Regions from separate parts of the Homo sapiens genome. Here region 1 is linked to region 2. A link is a loop called in an ENCODE intact Hi-C map of the cell type or tissue named here. Cell type or tissue: dorsolateral prefrontal cortex. All regions are shown on one strand. Links, peaks and the distances in the headings refer to the core of each region. The heading gives the core; the rest is flanking DNA.

Evidence for each region. Hi-C counts contacts between places; a loop is a spot of excess contacts. Peaks named below come from ENCODE experiments on the same cell type or tissue, not always from the same donor. Only the 100,000 strongest peaks of a DNase experiment are listed, where the experiment ranks them.
Region 1: it touches region 2 in a loop (9-fold over the local background); 2 of 110 quality-filtered maps call a loop at or near these places.

The regions. Positions count from the first base shown.
Region 1 is chr10:64,531,839-64,543,562 of GRCh38, forward strand. The region is part of intron 4 of LOC124902439 (a long non-coding RNA gene); the gene reads left to right. Among named protein-coding and RNA genes, the nearest start is that of LINC02671, 390 kb to the right of the region's middle. In dorsolateral prefrontal cortex, for the core only: CTCF peaks have their summits at 3,459, 3,688 and 5,451; a DNase peak (open chromatin) is centred at 6,303; H3K4me3 peaks cover 627 bases; H3K27ac peaks cover 5,285 bases.
Region 2 is chr10:64,630,269-64,641,992 of GRCh38, forward strand. All of the region lies in intron 4 of LOC124902439 (a long non-coding RNA gene), which reads left to right. Among named protein-coding and RNA genes, the nearest start is that of LINC02671, 290 kb to the right of the region's middle. RefSeq lists a silencer at 370-570. In dorsolateral prefrontal cortex, for the core only: no CTCF peak of the experiment used is centred there; a DNase peak (open chromatin) is centred at 6,423; H3K4me3 peaks cover 928 bases; H3K27ac peaks cover 6,066 bases.

The DNA of each region.
Region 1 (11,724 bases), core at 1,190-9,189, 100 kb before region 2:
CTCTGTTGGGACCTAAGCTGTCTCTATGTAGACAGATGTCTCAATTATTACAGTATTAAATTACTAATTGGAAAATCAGCTTGCTTTTAAATAACACTAACAGATTTTTTAAAAATCACATGTATAACAACGTTTAAGAACTATCCAAAGACATTATAAAGATCTGGAGGTGGAGTTGACAAATTTTTTATGGATTCAATGGGCAGTATGTGAGGAAACGAAGAAATCAACATCAGCCCCTTGGTTGCTGGCCTGACCAATTGAGTGGTGGGTGTTAATGTTAACAGAGGTGGTAAAGATGGAGGGAAAAGGCTTTTTGATGGAGAAGGGTGAAATCAAAAGCTTTCTTTCAGATATGTTAATTCGAGGTATCCAATAGATATCCAAAAAGTGATGTTAGATATTGCTCTCTGTCTCTGTCTCTCCCTCTGTCTCTCCTCTCCCTCTTTCATCTCCTTCCTTGACAAATCAAAACATTATTACACTATGCTGGCAAAAACATTAGCTTTAGAGATTAAATCCTGGCTGTCAGTCTCTATTTATGCGATCTAGCACATTTATTTAACCTCTCACAGACTTGGTTTCTTTAGATACAAAATAGAAATAAAAATGCATTATTCATGGGCTTGTTTATGATAATTAAATGACAATTAGATGAACTAAATTATGTTAAGTACCTGGTACATAGAATATGTTTAATATTAATGCCCTCCTGACCACCATCCTCCCTCTTCTATGTATCTTTGTAGAAAGATAAATGAAATTTGGGCATAATATCAGATATTCTGTATTCCTCTTCCAATACAAAACTAGAGCTTCTTGAAATACTCAGGTTTAGAAGAAGAAGGTAATGGCATTGACACTCTACAGCTGTGGTATTCATGAAAATTGGAAAAACAAATTAGTATTATGTATTGGAGACATTATTTTATAATAAATCTAGTACTTTTCTCCCAAATAAGCATGGTAGCTTGAAGTATTAGGCCATGTAAGCCCTAAAGAAACAATTTTAGCCTGCTGACTGCCTAGCCTGAACAAATAATGATCACTTAACAAATAGACTAATTTGTGGTCCTGAAAGAAGTATTTGCTCCGAGGAAAGGGGTACTAGAATCACAGGCAAATAAATACACATTGCATCAGGTCCTATTTTCAACATCTATTCCAGGACTATGAACTACAGCCATGGTTATTATCTAATATTAGAGAACAACTTATTGATGATTTTAATTATCCAAGGGGTAATTGAGAAATGGATGGCATAATATATAACAGGAACCCAAGAGATGTTTTTTTCATTTGTGTATTTCACTCACATTATCATTTAGACATTAATGATTTCATCTTATGAACTTAAAACTTTTAATAAGTGGACATTATTTTCATAGCTTTATGGTCAAAACACAGTTTCTAAATTATGCCTGTATAGTGGAACAAAAGTGATGAACTCTTCTTATTTTAAATGAAATGTGTTTTAAAGGGATTAGAATTAAATTATCACTTTTAAGATAATATCAGTTTAGGGGGTTGGCAGGTAGGAGAGTACCAGGTTATTAAAAAATAATTTGAGCTTGTAACTGCCATTATATGAGATACTTCTCTAATGGATGTCCAAAATACACAAGGGAGAGTGGTGAGTGAAGTTTTAATATGTTGATGCCTCAAACGTTTAATCTAGTTTGGCCATAACCAAAGGCTTTAGGAAGCCAGGATTATTTGGAGTGGAATTAATAGGTGAGCAGACTTTAAAAAATGAGAAATTTTAAATTATATTATAAAATTGCTAATGGTATGTGGTTGGTATAGAAAATTTGAAAAAAAAGAAAACAAACCATAAACCTTTATACTGAACAAAATAAAACATTGTCTATAATTCCATCATCTTGGAAAGCTCACTGATAACATTTAAACACATTTATTTTGAATAAAACTTTCCCTTATATATGAATAGAAAATGTATTTTTGTATAATTGTAAACTGTATTACATGTCCAATTTAAAAAATTATTCTAAAATAATGTGTCATTAATATTATTGTTAAATAGTTTTGTAATACATTTTGAAAAATTGAGCAATGTGCTGCCAGATAGACTGGTATCCCATAATTTAATAATCTCCTTATCAAAAACTTAAGGTCTTGTGTTTTTATTTTTTATTTTTCAATTTTAATTTTTATTTTTTTTTTGAGATGGAGTCTCGCTCTGTGGCCCAGGCTGGAGTGCAGTGGTGTGATCGCGGGTCACTGCAAGCTCTGCCTCCCAGGTTCACGCCATTCTCCTGCCTCAGCCTCCTGAGTAGCTGGGACTACAGGTGCCGCCACCATGCCCAGCTAACTTTTTTGTATTTTTAGTAGAGACGGGTTTTCACCGTGTTAGCCAGGATGATCTCGATCTTCTGACCTCGTGATCCGCCCGCCTCGGCCTCCCAAAGTGCTGGGATTACAAGCGTGAGCCACTGTGCCTGGCTAGGTCTTGTGTTTAAATGATAATATGTTGTGGTGGTGTGTAAGATTTCTAATTTTTTTAAATTAATTATTTATTTATTTCTTTATGGTAGAGATGAAGTCTCTCTATGTTGCCTAGGCTGGTCGTGAACTCCTGGGCTTATGTGATCCTCCTGCTTTGGCCTCCCAAACTGCTGGGATTATAGGTGTGAGCCACGACACCCAGGCACAAGATTTCTAATTTTAGAAATGGGCCTAGAGTGGAAACAGTTGAGGTAACTACAACTGTTTTTAAAATTGTGGAAATGAGAATGTTCAGTGTATATTTAAGAAGCAACTAATAGATTTGTTTGGGCTGTGATATGTAAGCTTTTGTAGGAATTATTGCTCCTGGGTTGGGGGAGATCCAATGAACCTTACATTTTAGGTTCAGGTGTTTAGAGTCTGGGGAGGCACTGCAGTCTGTGCATAGCGCTGAGACATATTCAGAGCAATGATTCAGGACAATTCCCCTGAAAGGAGAGTGTGGGCGTAGATTGGAAGGGGAATCATGAGGGGGAAGAGACAAGAGAGAAGGTTATTTTAACAGTGAAATGCAAGATAATGAGGGTTGGAACCTGGGTGATGGCTGTAGGAAGGGAAAGAAAAAGACAGAGAGAAAGGTTCCTTAGCATTTGCTATAGTGTTCTTTGCTTAATGCAAATTAAATACATTTGGGGGGGATACTCAGCATGGATATTACTAGCCATTTTCTTACTGAGTGCTGCTAAAACTAGAAAGTGCAATGTAATGGCACTGCTAAAATGAAACTGTTTTCCTTTAATAATGCTGCAGTCTCATTACATGAAATAAACCAATGTCATTACAGTTCCAATAGTTTAGAATGACCTGCTGAAGTTTTTTTTCTTGTTTTTTTATTTTTCCACATTTCAAAGACTGTTTGATAGACCTGGGGTTTTAAATAATCTGTACTGTTGTTTCTGTATAAATAATAGATCAATTGTTTGCAGTTGATGTTTTGCTAGTTCTGTTTTCCTGTCTAATGAATGCCTGAGTGTTTCCGGGCATGTGGTGATTTAAATTGTTTATTAAGATGGGTGAAATCATTGAATGTTGTTCTGTTTGTTTTACTAATAATGCTTATCAAAAATTGTTTCTAGAACCACAGTTGTTTAAGAGAAGAAAAGTATAATAATATTGTGGGAGAAGGCCTGGGGTTAGATTCAAGAATGTCATATTTAAGGCTAACTCTGCCACCATTCCTTCTTAGGCAAGGCACTTAACCTCCCTGTCCTAAGTTTCTGTACCTCTAAAGCGCCTTGTACTACTAGTTCAGAACCATAGCTGTCACTGTGGTGCTACTCTTACTGTTACTGTTACCGGTGGCAGAGACCCGAATCACCCTGAGTAACCAGCGGCAGATTCGTACCAGTCGGCAGCAACTTAAATTCTTGCCTTCTCGGAAGAAAGAATTTGACTGAGGTGCATAAAGCAGAAAAAGAGACCGAGGTGAGTTGCAAAGCAGGAGTAAAAGTTTATTAGAAAGGCTTTAGAGCAGGAAAGAACCCTTGGAAGAAATCCAAGTGAGTGCCTGAAAGTCAAAGAGAGAAAAGAGAGGCCTTTAACCTTGATCCTGGGACTTCATAGGCTCTCCTCTTTCCCATGATTCCTCCCTTAGGGTGGGCTTTCTGCATGCACGATGCTCTCCTTACCCTTGGGAATTGAGCACGCTCGGTGTGTGTAGGGAGTTGCATGCATGCCCATGCCCGTCTGAGGCTTTCTTCCTTTTTCTGGTGGAGTGTACCGGGAAGATCATACTTTGCCATTTTGTCTCTTAATGTGCATGCCCAGGAAGTTGCTTCTTTCTGGGCCCTGCCTTTAATTAACACTTTAATGTTAACAGGTGTGGACCATCAGGAAATGGCCGCTCCCTGGTGCCAGCTGCCAGTTGATCACTTTTAGAGAGGCAATGTGATAATTTGCCTAAACATCACCAGACATTTCTAGTGGGTTGGGGAGAAGAGCCCTCTCCTGCCCCGCTGATGACTAACTACCTGTAACATTACTACTAATTATGTACCTCCCACCCCCTTTTATTTGGTGGCCAGATACATTCCTTTGAGGGACTTTACGTGTATTACTTTCAACCTCTATGTCAACCTCATAAGATAGGAAAAATTATTTCTATTTTATTGATGAGAAGACCAAAGTGCAGAGAAATTAAGCAGCTTTCTCAAGGAAAGTGGTGGTTCTGGAAGTTAAACCCATGTCTGTCCACATTGCCTTGGTAAAACTCTAAAAGGAGTAAGTTGAACCTGCTCTGCAACCAAAGAGCTAAGAGGAGCTAAACCTTATGGAGTTCAGAGCAGAGGAGCAGAAACCCTTTTCCCCTTTGATTTTGCAGGTGGGAAAAGACAGCCTGATCTTCATGGTATCTGGGCTGTGGTGTTTCTAGCTTTTATACCAAGTCTTCAGATCTTTTGGATCCGATTCTCTATATTTACATTCCTTATTAACATTCACTCTTAAAGATGGAAATGAGAATTTGGGACTTCATAAATGCTAGTAAATTACACAAATTCTGAATGTGATTTCTTCCCATGGTACTATTTTAACATAGGTGACCTCTAATTTGCCGGAGTACCAGGCTAGACTGTATGTTTCCCAAACAGAGGCATCCTGTTTGTCTTGATTTCTGTTTTATCCCTCAATAAGTATTTCCTGAATAAATAACTTAATAAATACAGAATATAGACTCTTGAGCTGGTCATTTGATTAATATGTTTGGTTAAACCTAAACAATTTTGCTATGAAACTATTCTTCTCCAAACTGAAATAGAAATGCATCAAAGAGGGAAACAGCTAAAAAAATTTGAAATGCAATCCAATTTTTATTAGTGTTTTATAGAAATGGGCTTAAAATGCTGTTAGGCAAATGTATATTACAAACAATAGACAAGAAATTAAGTTTTGATTCTTAAAGTTTTAAATACCTAAACACATCTGTAGATGTAGCTGTGGGGACACTTTTATGAGACAAGAATATTTGTGCAGTAAAATTAAACATTCTTGTAAAGAAGTATTTTTTTTGTGTATAAGACTATATATAATTTCACAATTCAGGTGGCATTTGAATAATTACCTTTGAAAAGTAAAATAAACAACTTTTTAAAGATTCAGGACCAAAATTTGAATGAAAGAAGTGAGAGAATCTTCTAACATCTATTTATTTTCCCCTTTTTAATCCTAATTTTCCTGCACTTCCTTTTCATGATTTTAAAAAATCAACCGTTTAGTTGAAATTCATTGATAATTTAGTTCTTTTTCCAGTTTAGAGTACAATTAAAAACCGTTCTTGGTGTAATCCAAGGCACCGCTTTAATAAATATATAATCACTGCATCATGAAGCCAGAGTAGCAATGCGATCTCTGAACTTAAAATGACACAGAAAATTGAGTTTATTGATATGTAAGTCTAGAGGAAACCCTAAGTAATTTTGTAGGAATAGTTTAGCTTTTAAGAAATCTCTCTTTGCTGAAATTTCAAGTAGTGTAATACTTATACAGGTAATTTCAGGTTAAATTAATGCTGTTTCAGGTATAGCAGGTAAAATATGTTCTTAATACATGTTTATTCAATAAATGAGGTCTTTGAGTCTGATTTGAAACTCTCAATCTTAAAGGCATCTTTCGTTGTTGTCTTAAGGCGAAGTTCTTTGGCTGAACAATTCTAAGTTATCTGTTTTATTCTTCTCATCCTGACTCAGCTGAGATCGTGGATATAATGCTGTTCTCACAAAGCTGCCCCTTGTTCCTCTGTGAAAAGCAGTGGGAACCCCTCCAAGGAGACAGAGGGCATTACTGTTCCCTAAGGAGAAAGACGACCGATCAGCCCTGGTCAAATCTTTGCCACACAACTTTAGTTGCTTGCTTAGATGTTTGCCTCTTTGATGGCAATATGAAAATGACTATATGAAACATGACTTTTTTCTCACAAAGCTGGTGCACAAAGCTCTACCACTCATCTCAGCTGGACTCAGTGCACAGGGGCTATAGTACACAGGACTAGCTACAGAGACATTTGAACTTTAAAAAAAGTTCTTTTTCAGGGAGAGTAAATTGGCCTTCTTGATATGTGCATAAGCACAATCAATCATATCAGCCTGGCTGGTTGCTTTTTTTTTTCCTTCTTTTTTTATTTTTGGTTGCTCATTTTTGATCTCTGAATCGCCCACCCTTTGCATTTAAATTAAGGTAATGCAGGATTTAGCAGCTTCCTAGATACAGATTGTTTGAAAGACCATAGATCGACAACAAAAGTAACACTTGGAAATTAAATTTGTGAGGGCATCAGAAGAGGAAGGATTTAGGTGGAGTACAATTTCACTTCTTTGTAGGCTAGTCAATTAAAATATCATATGATGGCTTCAGTATACTTTGGTCAACTTGCCTAAAAAGTCTGAATCTATAGTTCATCTTATTTCCTTAATCTAAAATTATAAACACACTGATGACACAAGCTTCCATTTAACTTTACCATTTCTGTCTCATACCATATCTAGCAGCTATTTCCTATGCTATTTTGCCACTATGGTGGGTACCTTCCATTTGTCCCTCCAGCTTCGCAATCCCATTTTCTCTACTCTACTATGTACTCTGTGGGCACCTGACTTTAATGGACTGCCTCAACGTGCTTGCTTGATGCTAGGTGGATTTGGACAATGGAAGGCATAAGCATGAGAGTAAAGGGTGGGAGGGCAGTAGAGTTGAGATCTATATTTCCTGTCTCCCTCTGATTGACCAAGGTTTGGATTTGGCTGCTTTCTTCCATGAAGGCGATAAGTTCTGTCAGACAGCTCTATCTCCATATGGATCTCTCCAGGTATTACTAAGTGTTAACTGTTGAGTAGATGGAAGTGAAATCTGGGAAGAAAAATTCAGTATTAACTATTGCCAGGTATGGACTTCTCGTGGTTTGATAGGTCTAAGCCTGTCTTAGAGGATAATTATATTCTTGGAAATACATATTGCTGGGTCCAGTCTGGCTTGAGAAAGGGAGGGCCACTTTACTGTCAGGCCAATTTATGCAGGAGGATATAACCTACCCTGCAGAGAAGGGAGACAGAGAAACATATATGGAACAAATCCCTACCAGAATTACTCCTGCTCTTGGACAGAGTGAGTGGTTAAAGATGGGATCATAATCCATTGTCTCAATATGTGGCCACTCTGGAACTATTTTCCACTGTGCTCAAAATGTTTACTATAAAAACATTATTGTTATTATCAAAACATTATTGTGTATTTGTTTCGTAGGGTCCTAGGGATGCCACACAAATTACCACAAACTTGGTGGCTTAAAACAAGAGATTTATTATCTCACAGCTCTGGGGACTAGAAATCCAAAAGCAGTGTGTCAGTAGGGCCATGAGGCCTCTGAAGGCTCTAGGAAAGAATTCTTCCTTACCACTTCCTGGCTGCTGAAGGCTTCTAGCAATCCTTGGTCTTCCTTGGCTTATAGCTGCATCATTTCAACCTCTGCCTCTGCCTCTGTCTTCACATGGTCATCTTGTCTAGGTATCTCTGTATGTCTTCTCCTCTTCTTATAATGACCCTAGTCACTGGATTTAGGGTAAACTCTAAATTAGCATGACCTCACTCTAACTTAACTAATTAGATTTGCAAGGGCCCTGTTTCCAAATAAGTTCACATTCTGAGGTTCTAAGAGGACATGAATTAAATAGGAACACAATTTAACCTGGTGCAGGTCACTACCCACAGAAGAACTGACCAAGAAGAGAGAGATCTATCCAATCAATTGCATCAGCGAACACATTGCCTTTTTTCCTCAGGTGAGTTTGAGATAGGCTTTCATCAAATATGTCTCCATCCATGCCTTCAACATAGTTTCTTATTCACTTAATAAAATTTTGACAATTTAAAAATGTGTGTGTATGTAAGCACAAACAATTACGTTGGTGGAATTGTAAATTGGTACAGCTATTATGAAGAACACTGTTGAGGTTCCTTGAAAACTAAAAATAGAACTACCATATGATCTAGCAATCCCAATTCTGAGTATGCATCCCCCCTTCAAAAAAAATGAAATCTGTATCTCAAAGAGATCTGCGCTTCCTTGTTCATTACAGCCGCATTCATAGCAGCCAAAATACAGAAACAATCTGTCTGTCGACAAATGAATGGACAAAAAAACAAATGTGTGTGTGTATATATATATGTGTGTGTGTATGCAGTATGTGTATACATTTATATACACACACATACAGTCATGCTCCATATAATGATGTTTCATTCAAGAACAGACTGCATATATGACAGTGGTCCTGTAGATTATAGTACTTGATAAAAATAACAACTATGTTACTAGCTTATAAATTTAATATAGTATAATTTTATTGTTATTTTAGAATATACTCCTACTTATGAAAAACAAACTGTAAAACAGCTTTAGGCAGGTCCTTCAGGAGGTATTCCCCAGAAGAAGGCATTGTGATCATAGGAAATGGCAGCTCCGTGAGTGTTAGTGTCCCTGAAGACCTCCCAGTGGGACAAGATATGGAGGTAGAAGACAGCAATGTTGATGACCCTGACCCTGGGTAGGCCTAGATTCATTGTTTGTGTCTTCATTTTTAGTAAAAAATTTAAAAAGTAAAAAAAAAAAAAAATAGAAGGAAGCTTATAGAATAAGGATATAAAGAAAGAAAACAATATTTTTGTACAGCTGTACAATGTATGCTTTAAGCTATGTGTTATTACAAAAGATTCAAAAAGTTACAAAAAATTAAAAAGTTTATAAAGTAAACAAGTTACAAGAACCTAAGGTTAATTTATTATTGAAGAAAAATAACATTAAAAAATTGGGTGTAGCCTAAGTGTACAGTTTCTATAAAGTCTACAGTAGTGTATAGTAAAGTCCTAGGCCTCCACATTCACTGAGCACTCACTCACTGACTCACCAAGCACAACTTCTGGTCCTGCAAGCTCCATTCATGGTAAGTGCCTTATGCAGGTGTTCCATTTATAATCTTTTATACTGTATTTTTACTTTACCTATCCTATGTTTAATATGTGTAGATACACGAACACTTACCATTGTGTTACAATTCTCTGCTGTATTCAGTACAGTAACATGCTGTATATGTTCGTAGCCAAGGAGCAATATGCTATACAATGTAGCCTATGTGTGTAGTAGGCTATACCATTTAGGTTGTTGTGATTACACTCTGTAATGTACATATAAAGATGATATTGCCTAACATTCCATTTCTCAGAACATATTCCTATAGTTAAGTGACACAAAACTACACACACAATGGAGTATTTTCAGAGCTAAAAGAGAAATATGCCACAACATAGATGAACTTGGAAAACATTACACTAAATCCAATAAGCCAGACACAGAGAAACAAATACTGCATGGTCTCACTTATATACGGACTCTAAAGAGCTCAAACTTATAGGCAGAGTATAAAGGTGGTTGCTGGGAGCAGGGGTGTGAAGAAAATGGAGGATTTTGGTCAAAGGGTACAAAATTTCAGTTATAAGATAAGTAAGTTCTGGAGATCTAATGTACAACATGGTAACTAAATAATAATGTATTGTATACCAGGGCTTTGCTAAGAGAGTAGCATTTAAGTTTTTTCACTACACATGCACAAATGCTAACTATGTGAGGTGATGAGTATACTAATAAGCTTGATTGTGGCAATCACTTCACAATGTATGTGTATATCAAAACATCACTTTGTACACCTTAAATAGATACAATATTCATTTGTCAGCGGTATCTCAATAAAACTGGAAAAAAATAGTTTGATGTGTATATGTGGGGTCCTTCTCAATTCCTACTATAAATGTATACTTTCTAATTTCACACCTATGTTTGAAATTCATAGTGATCCAGATCCATTTCCAGATATAAAATTAATATCCTGAACAATAAATTTACTAAAATAGGAATCGATTTCTTTTATACCTGATTTTTTTTTATCTTGCTCCAGGTAATCGCTAGTGTAGTATCATGCATTGGAATAGAAATTATTCAATATGGAACAGATTAATCTGATCCTCTAGGATTCAACCAAAAAGACTTGATGAGAGGAAACTTTTGTTACAGGGAAATAAGATTTGAAGTGAAAGCAAGTAAGAAATAAATCTGCTGTCTTTCTCTAGGCTGTCTGTCTCCAGGCATTTAATAAATATTAATTATTTTTTTATTCCTTTTTAAGTCCAAAGCAACAATAATGGACTTCTAAACATATTTGTTTCTTATTAAGTATACAGGATTTAATGCTACTAAATTCACTTGATAGTCTTTAATGCTTCAACTTTGCTGAAATTCAAGCTATATACAATTGTTGAATTTTCTAAAATGTAGCCTTTTATTACAAATTGTAAATTTTAATTTTTTGTGATTTAGCTTTTGTACACTAAAAATAAATGCAATCTGTGTACTTATTAGAAAAATTATGCTTACATTCAAAAGCCTAATGTATTTTATCAATATAAGTATTAAAGATGACTATGCCTCAGCTCTGTACTTTGATTCCTTTGTTTACAGCATCTTAACAAAAATAAAAAATAAAATTAAAAAAATCATAACTTTGCCCCAAAAACATAGTGTTATCAAAAGAAATGTTACCAAAGAGTAATTACTGTGTTCCAGTCATGATGTTAGGTATATCCTACGCATTATCTTATTTAGTTCTCCCAGCAATAAAATGATTTATTATTCAGATTCTTATAGATGAGGCTATTGAAACTCAGAGTCAGAAAGGTTAAAAATTGGAATGTGCACAGCTAAAATGTGTGAGGATTGAGATCTGACATATGCTTTTTTTTGACAACAAGGCCTTCAATTGTAATTATTGTGCTACCGGTTTATTAAGATGATAAAATTGGTATTTCAGAAAGGAGAATGTATTGAGAATATGCAGGACGAATTAAAGATAGACAACCCTTGGCAGTAAGAATTGTGAATTGGTATTTTTGGTTTTTAAACCATGATTCACATCACTGAACTGTTGATTTGATAGGTGGCTCAGCATTTAGTCAAGAAAAGCAAAAATATACAGTACTTCTATGACTCCTTAGCAAAAATCAAATAACCCAATTATAAATGAGCAAAAGATCCAAATAAAAATCTCTCTAATGAAGATATGGAAATGGCTAAGGGTATTGAAATGATCCCAAACATCACTAATCATCAGGGAAGTGCAAGTCAAAACCACAGAAATTACCTCAAACCTGTTAGAATGGCCA
Region 2 (11,724 bases), core at 2,377-10,376:
ATATGTCTGTTACACCAACACTTGCCATTGTGTTACAGTTGCTTATATTATCCAGGACAGTAACATGCTGCACAGCTTTGTTACCTAGGAGTAATAGGCTATACCATATGGCCTAGGTGTGTAGTAGGCTATATGACCTATATTTGTGTAAGTACACTCTATATTGTTCACACAACAATGAAAGCACCTAATAACACATTTCTCAGAATGTATTACTGTGGTTAAGCAACACATGATTGTACTTTGTTTTTATGATCAACATTTTACTTATCACTAAAAAATATTTGTTGAATTAATAACTAATCAATGAATGAGACAATAGAAAAAGATGATTTCTGTTTTCCAATTCTAATTCTTTTTTTTCTTGCTTGTTTTTTTTTTTTCTTCTTTTTAAGTAGCCGGGTGTGCTGGCACACATCTGTCATCCCAGCTACTCAGGAAGCTGAGGTGGGAGGATCACTTGAGCCTGAGTGTTTGGGGCTGCAGTGAGCCAGGATTGCGCCAAAGCACTCCAGCCTTGGTGACAAAGAAAGAACCTGTCTCAACAAAACAAAACAAAAGAAAACACACAAGCAATTAAAGAAAAAAGAGAGATGAAAAATACTTTTAAATGATCTCCTTGTTTCTTACCACCCAGACCACGAGTAATCATCTCCCTAACTGCCTAACTTTTATGTAAACCAGATTAGTAAATTGAACCCACCAGCTTTATTAGTATTCATTAACTTATCTGTAGGCTATATATTTTTCTTCTATTTGGAATTATAAGGCGTGTGTTGACTTGAGACTCTGCCCTTCAATAACTCAACCATCTTGGTAAGTAATTCTTTTTCTTGAAAGCTCCAATTTCATTATTTATAAGTAAGGGATTAAACTCTTCACTTCATGGCTATTTTTAGGACTAAGTGAAAGAGTTTGGGTGAAGAAACCTAACACAGTGCTTAAGATGCAGTGTTACATTTGCTCTTTTAGTATTGTATCCTCTAAGTTATTTTCTCTTTCATAAACAATGCTTTTTTAGCTCTTTAAGTTTCTCCCCGGTAGTTTATTATTCATTCCTATGTGAGCAATATTCAAATATTGCTTTATTCTATTCCTTGTACATTTTCCTTTATGATGGTGTCCTAGTAGAGATGAGATTATATAAAGTCACTTATAAAAGATAGCTTTAAAACCATTTACATTTAAGCCTTCTTTATTCTGGATAACTTCATCATCCTGGTTCGACTAAAATGGAAAATATTGTTTCCCTCTATCCTGTTTGGTGTATGTTATTTTTGTGCATAGATTTAGGGGGAAAAACAAGTATGATGAAAAGAGAGAAGAAACAGAGCAAGTGCTGGCCACAGAACTATTTTGAGAGTCCTAGTACATCAGGAAGAAATATGCATTTAAAATAGATGTGTTCTCATTCCTTAGTGAGCAGCTTCCTAACAAGCTAACCCACTCCATGACAATCTTCATATTAATTTCATTTGGCTACATTCAACACATTTGACCTGTAAACACTAGATTATCATAAAAGAAGCTTATCTTGTATCAGAATGTTTTTTGGTTTTCCTAATATTAACCCAGTTGGTTATAAAATTAATTTTTGTAATCATGAAAAACACCATTCTGAATTTTCTAATGTGTGAAAAAATAATTGTGTACTTTTAAGAAGAGAATGATTTTATACTCTGAATTGATGAAATGCGTCACGGAAGAGGTTCTTTCCAACAACCTGCTGCAATTTTTCATACTTAAGTAGTTATTTTTAGGATTAAGAAAAAGGTGCATGTTTTAAGAATAGCTGCTCAGGAAGTAATATCTTCAGTTGTATGCAATAAAACTGAGATTTTGAAATGAAGGATTTTTGTCTTTTATTCTGACAGATTTTAGGGTTTTTTTTTAAATAAAACCATCAGTCATCAGTAGTAGGTTGTATTATAAATCTGTTTCCTAAAGTAGTTTGGAAAACAGAAGTTAACTTTCACAATAATGAGGATATTACGTTTTACCTAGGCTGTGCTATTCCTACTAATACTAACAGAAGTTGTATTTGGGCAGCAGCAGAATTTCATATTTATATATTTACATATATTAACTATGATGATAGTTACAAATGAATGTTTAGACAGGTATTTTGGAGAAAACAGATGAAATATGTTTGGCACACAACAATGTAATCTTTATATAAAATGATTTATCTTTTTGGATCCAATCTAATGTTCAGACTCTGTAATACTTGATTTACAAATTAAAACTCTCTTTAAAAAATGATTCTGCAGCCACATACAAAGAATAGTAAGTCATTTTATTGCCTTTGGCCATGATTATTTGAATGCATTTTCTATTAAAACTGTGCTGGCATTTTCATCATATACACTCAAATAATGTAACTTATTTTTATTTTTCTTTCAATAGTTGTGGCTGTTTAAGAAATAGGAAATTTATAAAGCTGACTCAGACAAAAATAGTGTGTATTGATTATAAATAGATTTGAATATAAAGAGTTATGATGAATTTTTTAAGCTAATGTTTTAAATTTGTGGAGGTTAACTATATTCAGTCAACAGAAATAAAGCTATTTGTTTGCAAATTAACGTACCCCAATGTGCTGCAGGGTAAGGTCAAGTTCTACTAATATTTAATTTTTAAAACATATTTGAGGGAAGTACTCCATTAAACCATTTGCAATTATTTAAAAACTACTGTGTTATAAATTGCTCATGATAAATGAAATGCTCTTAAGACAATTGGAAAGGAGTAAAGGGTTACAGTTTTAATTAAAGAGTAATCCTTATTATTGTAGGCAAAACAATTTTTGGTGTGACATTGAGGTTAGGGATAAATTGCGGCACTGACTGTGAGTCAGTGATTTGGTTGTCAAGGTAATTCTCCAGATTGGAGAAAGGCACCCAGTGATGTTACATAGAGAAACACAGCAATTGCTCCCTATATTCTAGAAATAAGGCTTGGTGATTTAAGTTGAACTTGCAGATGATCAAACTATTACTTCTGGTAATTAGAAAGTATTATTTACAACGAAAAGGCATATGTTTAATTTTAAGGCATATTTTTACTTTTTAATAAAATCTCTGAGAAGTATCAGATTTTACTGTTTATATCAAGTGCAAAGAGCTCATTTACATGCGTGTTTATTTTTTTGACATTCAAGCATAAATAGTAGAATAGTTTTGCTTATAGACAGAAATTCCTGCAGTCCATCAATCCATCAAGCAGTAAGGGACAAATGTTGAAATTTAGGGGCTGGGCGTGGCGGCTCGCACCTGTAATCCCAGCACTTTGGGAAGCCAAGGTGGGCGGATCATTTGAGGTCAGAAGTCCCAGACTAGGCTGGCCAACATAGTGAAACCCGGTCTGCACTGAATATACAAAAATTAGCTGGGCATGGTGATGCACCTGTAGTCCCAGCTACTCTGAGGCTGAGGCAGGAGAATCGCTTGAACCCAGGAGATGGAGATCACAGTGAACCGAGAACACGCCGCTGCGCTCCAGCCTGGGTGAGACTCCATCTCAAAAAAAAAAAAAAAAAAAAAGAAAGAAAATAGAAAGAAATTAGCGTGTGTGGTGTGCGTGTTTAACAATAGGGCCTTTATTTTTAACATAAAAGTAATTTATCAAAGGTACAAAGAATAATACAATGTGCACTTGAGTTCTTCCATTGCCATTAGAAAATAAACATTATTAGCTTCAAACCTGCTATGAACCCTTCCATTTTCCCTCATAGAGATTATTGACATAATCCTTTTATAGTCCTCATATTTCACTTCATTTTAGTTTTACTATATGTAACATTCATAATAAGCTATATTATTTGTTTTTATATTTTTATTTTTATCTGTGTTTTTTTTTCTGAGAATTACTTTTTTGCTCAACATTGCATTTCTGAGATATATCCATGCTGATTTGATAACTAAGTTCAGTGTATTTACTTCTGAATAATGGGAGAATTTGTTAACTTTCCTTTGAAATCTCATGCGTATAAAACAATACATTTTGGTTTTGTTTCCGTTTTTCTAACTTCTGCCTAGTTTGAGTCTCTATTCACTTTTTATTGGTTATTTCTTCATCCTCTATGAAAAGCCTGTGTTTGTTGTGGCTCATTTATCTAATGGATTGCTTCTGTTTTCCTTTTTGATTTTAAGTCTTTATATGTTCTAGCCCTCAAGCCATATTTGATCATTTACTTTGTTACATGCTTTTTTCATACACAGAATTTTTAATTTAAAATGATCCTAATAGAAGTATTCAGTTATAGCATTAGGTACATGAAAATGTGGAAATTGCATTTTACTTTTAGTAGTCTGTGCAGGATATTATGCCAAACTCCCAATTAGTTTCTGTGGCTGTGTATATTTATTTGATAGGCTAAATATATCAGAAATTACATCATCCAGATCAAAGACACTTGGGAAAACTTTAATATTGAGTAAAGTTTGCTATGTCATGCTTGTTATAGGTGTTTTGTGAATGATTTTTTTATTATTAGGTGAAGGAAATTTTTTTCTATTTTTACTTTGTAGGACATTTTTAAGAAATGGATGTTGGGTTATGTTAAGTACTTTTCTACATCTATAGAGATGATCATATTTTTAAAAAGTTTTTTAGTCTGTCAAGGTAGAGAGTAATATTGGCAAGTTTTCAAATCTTAAATCAACCTTACATTCTTGGTTTACATCACATCCTTGTATATATATTGGCCATGATATATTATCTTGTTTATATGTTGTTGAATTTAATTTGCTAAAATTTTGTTGCAATTTTTATATCCTAGTTAATGAGGGACATCGTGCTATAGTTTTATTTTCTTATAATACCTTTGTTTGCCTTTGGTATCAGGGTTATAATGGTAACCGCATAGAATAACTTGGGAAGTACTCTTTCTCTTTTCAATTTTGGGGAAGCAATTGAATTATTTCTTCCATAACTATTTATATAAATCCCCCTCAAAAACCATCTGAAGTTAGAATTTTCTCTGTGAACAACTGTTTAAACTACAACTACAATTTATTTAATAAATATTGGGCTATTCGGGTTATCTTTTTCTTCCTGAATGAGCTTTGGTAGTTTGCGGCTTTTGAGGAATTTGTTTATTTCATCTAAGCTATCAAATTTATTGGCATAAATTTGCTTATAATATTTTCATGTTACCCTTTTAAGATTCATAGAATCTATAGTGGTGTCCCTTCTCTCATTCCTGATATTTATGTTCTGTTCCATTTAAGTAAGAGGAAATTATTCCATAAGAATCTCTTAATTTACAATAACTTCAAAATGAAATTTAACAGCATATGTGGCTCAAAGTGCAAGAATTTGCAGCTGGAATCATGGCTGAGGAGAGTGAAGACAGAACACGGAGTATCATAACTTAGAGCACAGATCCAGTGAAAACTTTATTTTCCCTCAGAAATTTTACCAGTGAAATTTTTCCTAGGCAAATTAGAAAAGCTCATGTAGGAGGGACAAAAAGCAGAGTGATAATCTTGATAATAAATTTTGTTCAAAAATATTCAAGATCCTTTAATCAAGAAACACTAATGGCCTGTGACTGTGTGTGTGTGTGTGTGTGTGTGTACTTTTAATAAATTTTGCTGCATAAAACTATAAAGCCAAACAAAATGAATTATTTTGATCCTGGCATTTAGTGTCTTTGTTCTATATAGATCACAATTCTGTGTCACCAATAGTACATCTCTCTACTTTTACATGAGAGTAGGAATAATATTTCTGTACAAAATTGAGATTGCAAATCAACTTGTATTCTAAATTCATGTGAGAGGTATACATTAGAGTACAACAGAGTAAGATAAATACCTGGCATTCACTGGGGCTGGAGTTAGAGATCAGCACATAGCCCAACAGCATTTGATTGAATGAAAAGCTTTACTGAGCTTCAAGTCTACAATAAACTGTGATATTGTGTTCACTGATCATCAGTGGGTAGCTTACAGAAAAATGATGATAGTAAAATTATCACTTGTGCTTTAACATGGAGTATAATTATACTATAAACAAGGAATTTAAACAGAGCTAGGGCATTAAATAAACTTTTTTCCCCTTGCCTCATGTGGGGAGACACTGCCCAGAATTTTTTATGTGTCACTGAAGTATTGTTACAAATGGGATTTTAAAAAATAAAATGCTTTTGGACATGCAAAATGATTAATAGAGATTAACTCTGTTTAACTCTGTACAGTGAACATTAGCATACAATTATCTATTTGAGCCCCTGCTTTCAATGTTTTGGGTATATAAATAGGAGTGGAGTTTCTGGGGCATAGGGTAATTTTATGTTTAGGTTTCTGATGAACCGCCCAACTATTTTCCACAATGGTTGCATTATCTTACATTCTCATGAGATGGAGCACTGCTGTGCTAGGGAATGGTTGGGGAGAGGGTACGTACAACACAATGCTTTGTTATCATTTGGTTCCAACAGTTTCTGCTTGTTTTTCATTGTTTCTATGGGGAACGAGAAATTGGAGCAGCCCATGCTTCCACTTTGCTGATGTCACTGTCAAATTCCTTGGTTTACTTGATACATTTAAAACTCCTTTTCTTCACCTAGGGTGATTTAACTACTTTGCCCTCTCTGTTTTCTTGCTACAGCTTTCGTACTGCTACATATTATTCATTTAATCAGGTATTTAATTTCCTTTTGATTGTGAACTCCTTGGGGCCAAAGATTGTATCTTACTCTTCCTCTTTACAGTTTCTTGATATTTGTTTAAATGATTTTTTTAAAATTTATTTGTTTATTTAAAGAAAGGATCTTGCTCTGTCATTCAGGCTGGTGTGAAGTGGCATGATCATAGCTCACTGTAACCTCAAACTCCTGGCTTCAAGTGATCCTCCCTCCTTGGCCTCTCAAAGTGCTTAAATTATAGGCTGCTTAATTGAATTAGTTATACTTCTCTTGTTATTTGTGAAAAAAATGAATTGAACTAAAATATTTGGGAACAAATAGAAACTGTTTTAGATGGAAATAGTTCTATTTAGCTCCATTCTAAACTGTAGTCCAAGGAAAGAAAATGAGATCACATTAGGAAAGTCATGTTTTAAGCTTTAAAGCATTAACAGATCCTTGCTCAGGAGAGGCAGCTTGGTTGTCAAGGGAAGAAAACTAAGTTTGCTTTTAGGATACTTGGGAAACTATAAACCCATACAATTGCACCTGCCAATTAAAAAAAAATTAAAATAAAGTAAAACCACTGGTTCTACTCTTGTCTTCAAAAGTCCATGACCTCTGGCCTTCAAGTGTGTTTGTTTGTTTATTTTAACTTTAAAATTAAGAGATTACACTAGAAATCCCTTGGTTATATAGCATAAAAAGACACGTGGGGGAAATGATATACCATAAAAAGACGTGGGAAAAATATTAACTACATCATAATCTGATACAAAGTGAAAATTTTATTTGCACATAGTATTATTTAAAACATGAATAATATATATATCTTATAGAAGACTGTCTAAAGATCATAGGTAAACTTGTGCTGAAATGCAGCTAAGTGTATTTTTAATAATTTTTAAGTGTATAATTTGGTGGCATTAAGTGTAATTGTGTCATAGGTACATAGATAATTGTGTCTAAGTGTCACTGTATCATTGGTATGTAGATAATTGTGTCTCCTTAATTATCAAGGATTCTTTCCTTTTGCTAAATTGGATTTTATTTGTACTTGGTGCTCATTTCCCACAAATTTTCCTTTATCTCAGAAATGGTCAAATATTAGTTCAATTATTTCCTGTGAAATTAGCCCTGAGAGCAGGTAGAGGTTCCAGAAAATTGGAAATCAGTGGTTTAATTCCTCTAGGTCATGTAACTTCCCTGCAGCCGTGTGAAAGACTGAGGGTTTAAAATTGATCAGACAAACAAATGAACAAGCAAACACACTTTGAACTATGCCTTTCCAGTGAATTCCCTACTAGCCCTGAAGAATAACTACAATACATTTTCATTTCAAAAGATTCTCTTGGTTGCCATAACTTTGACATTTGTTACTCAGTATATAAAATATATTTTATTATTCCCCTATTAAAACATGAAAATTAATATGTCACTATCTCCAGCTAGAGTTTCCTCATTTGCAAATTGGAAGGTTTGGCTATATCATTTCCATGATCCTATTTATATTTAATGTACTATAACTATCATTTTAATTTGCTGTTTTACTCATTTTAGATTATTATTAATTATAACATATCTATCAAATTTCACAGAATTCTAATGAGATATTTTATATGAAAGCACTTTGATTAGTTATACTAAAAAGGTACGGTTATACTTTTCATTTTAAGAAGTTCGAAGTAGAGTAAAACACAAGATCAAGAGACTCAATTTGAACCCGACATGCCCATTTCATGATTTACTTGAAAGTAGATGTGGTGAATTTGGGTCAGGTAGGATACATGTGTGTTTATTTGTAAACATGTATGTTTACAGTGTTTTAAACATATGAAGATTTTGCACACATATCTAGATTTTTAAAAATATGGCAACTTTCAACTTATATTTAGTGAAAATCAGCTGAAGCGGGGGACCAACTGCTTTTTGGTGGGACTCTCACTGACTAGTTTCCCAGAGTTTGCATCATTCTCTACTGAGACCTAAAATCACTCTACCTGGTATCCTGTCTGCTGCAGAATTCTAAGCATGCAAGCCTTGTTTTAAAGATATTAACCTGGATTAGAGAAACGTGGACAGCTCGCCATATCCTATTCCTTTCACCTATATACGATAGAAAAGATAAAATATTTCAAAACTACCTTTTAAATATTTGTATTTGCTGCTCAAAAATCGAAACACCATATTAATATTGAAGGATAAATAACTAAATATAGAGATGTGTTCTATTGCCACTTGTGCATATCTGTGTGTATATTGATGTGTATGGATGTGGATACAGAATGCTGGTAAAAGGTTGAAAGATGAAAAAGAATGAAATCTTAACATGGTAAGAAGTTCTTTATCCAAATCTCCTGATGGCTTCTGAAGACAGGAATTTGGCATTTGCTCATACATTTCTGTTACTAACACAATGTACAAAGAGCTATATTGTAGAAGGTGCTCCTTTTTGGAAAAATGATGAGTCTTATTGTGTGACTGAAATTAATTTTTTTCTTTTTTTCAATGTATCTGCTTAAAACAGTTACAGAATTGCTTATGCAATCAAGATGCTGATGGTTTGTTAGCTTTCAAAAGATAAACTGTGTTTGAAATAACTATTTCCCAATTATGTTATTGAAGTTGAGCACATTTTAGTTCCTCCTACTCTTTCCATTTTTCTCTTAATTAAAGATATGCCTACTTCCTTTTACAAATCTATATTGAGTAGTCTGTGAATACAAACTGTGAACATTAACTCTTTGATTCTTTCCTAGTGGAACACTAGGAAATCAGGAATCAGAAATATCCTGTAAGAACACTAGGAAATCAGGAATCAGAAATATCCTGTAAGAATAATCAAAGGTCTCACTGTGAACAGAATTATTTTAAGTTGTTCAAGCTACGTAATCAACTTTAACAGTTGATTATATTTATGAGAACTTATATTTCATTTAAGATCCGCATGTTCATATGGACGGTTAAGAACAATATTGATAAGTCCACAATTCATGCATTGCATAGTTTCTTATTTTTATATATTTTAAATGCATTCTAAATACTAAAGACATATTCGTCACCCAAGTAGATGCAAGATTATCCTTCCGAGCATAATAAAAGCACAAAAAAGTATTTTGAGAAATGTATTTTAAATCAATGAATTTTTCTTTTTTTCAGAAGACAGGTTTCATGGGCATAGAAATTCTATCATCTCCCCTGTCATTTCATCTCCAATGCCTGGCACATAGTATTTGCTTAAAAAGTATATTTGTAGGCCGGGCGTGGTGGCTCACGCCTGTAATCCCAGCACTTTGGGAGGCCGAGGCGGGTGGATCACGAGGTCAGGAGATCGAGACCATCCTGGCTAACACAGTGAAACCCCGTCTCTACTAAAAATACAAACAATTAGCCCGGCGTGGTGGTGGGCGCCTGTAGTCCCAGCTACTCGGGAGGCTGAGGCAGGAGAATGGCGTGAACCCGGGAGGCGGAACTTACAGTGAGCCGGGATTGTGCCACTGCACTCCGGCCTGGGCAACAGAGCGAGACTCTGTCTCAAAATATATATATATATTTGTAAACACTTGTTAATATGAAACCAGTCAATATATAAAAGCATGTTCCTTTTTTTTTTCCTTTTCATATGTCCTTGTATAGCTGGAGATTTTTTAAAAGCCAATTTAATACATTTCCATTTGAAATCGCAAACTGAGAAAACATAACCAATTTATATGTCAAAAAGTAAATATAGCATAATATAGAGAGAATTTTTATGAATTAATTGAATGAAAAGATGCAAGTGAGTAATAAACATGACAAAACAGGTCTGAAAAAAGATAGATAACTATGTTATGCCGTACTGGGTGACCTTCTAGTTAGGCATGTGTAAAGCTCCATCTTTTATAAGACCTTATTAATTCTTCCTTTGAGAATATAGATTGTTAAAACACAGAAGTTTGGACTTCAATTGCAAAATAGAATAACTTCTTTATTTGAACTTCCAGAGAGTGTAACTTGCAATTTCTTGCCAGTTAATATGTATCACAATCTGGCTGGTGAGCAATAATATATATGGAGGATTTTCTGATTGATAATCTATCCTGTCTATTGATACTCTCTTTTTCTTTGATTAAACAATAAATTTATGCCATTCATCTATTCAACAAATATTTCTTACTAAATATTTATTAAATACTAAGCATTTACTAAAGGAATAGTAAATGTTACATACTGAAAGTAAAACAGGTAAATCAAGCTTAACTGTTTTGAGAGTATTGAGACACATAATTGAGCAAATTTTGGGTTTTAATGAAAAAACATACACTCAATTAAATGAAACTAAAATACGTGCTCAGCTAAAACAAACTGGTGTTTCAGGTAAAATTTCTTGGGAAGTATGTCATCTAAAGAAGTAGATCGCCAAAGAATGACAGAGAAAAGTGTTTGAGAAAAGGAAACAATATCAACAAAGGTCTGGAGTGAAATATGTTTGACAAACTGAAAATTCAGCATTTTTTCACAATTTTATTTGTAACTAGAAATCATTTATTACACGAGTATTATAGGCATATCTTGTTTTATTCTGTGCCACTTTATTGTGCTTCACAGATATTAAGGGTTTTTTTTTTTTTTTTTCTGAGGTGGAGTTTCACTCTTGTTGCCCAGGCTGGAGTGCAATGGCACGATCTCGGCTCACTGGAACCTCCGCCTCCTGGGTTCAAGTGATTCTCCTGCCTCAGCCTCCCAAGTAGCTGGGATTACAGGCACGTGCCACCACACTCAGCTAATTTTTGTGTTTTTAGTAGAGATGGGGTTTTGTCATGTTGGGCAGGCTGGTCTCGAACTCCTAACCTCAGGTGATTCACCCGCCTTGGCCTCCCAAAGTGCTGGGATTACAGTCGTGAGCCATCATGCACGGCTTTTTTTGTTCTTTTCTTTTTTTTTTTTTCCACAAATTGTGGGTTCGCGGAAACCCTAAGTCAGGCATGTCTATCATCACCGTTTTTCCAGCAGTACGTGCTCACTTTGTGTCTCTGTGTGACATTGTGATAATTCTCACAATAATGTAAACTTTTTCATTATTGTTATATCTGTTATGGTGATCTTTCATATTA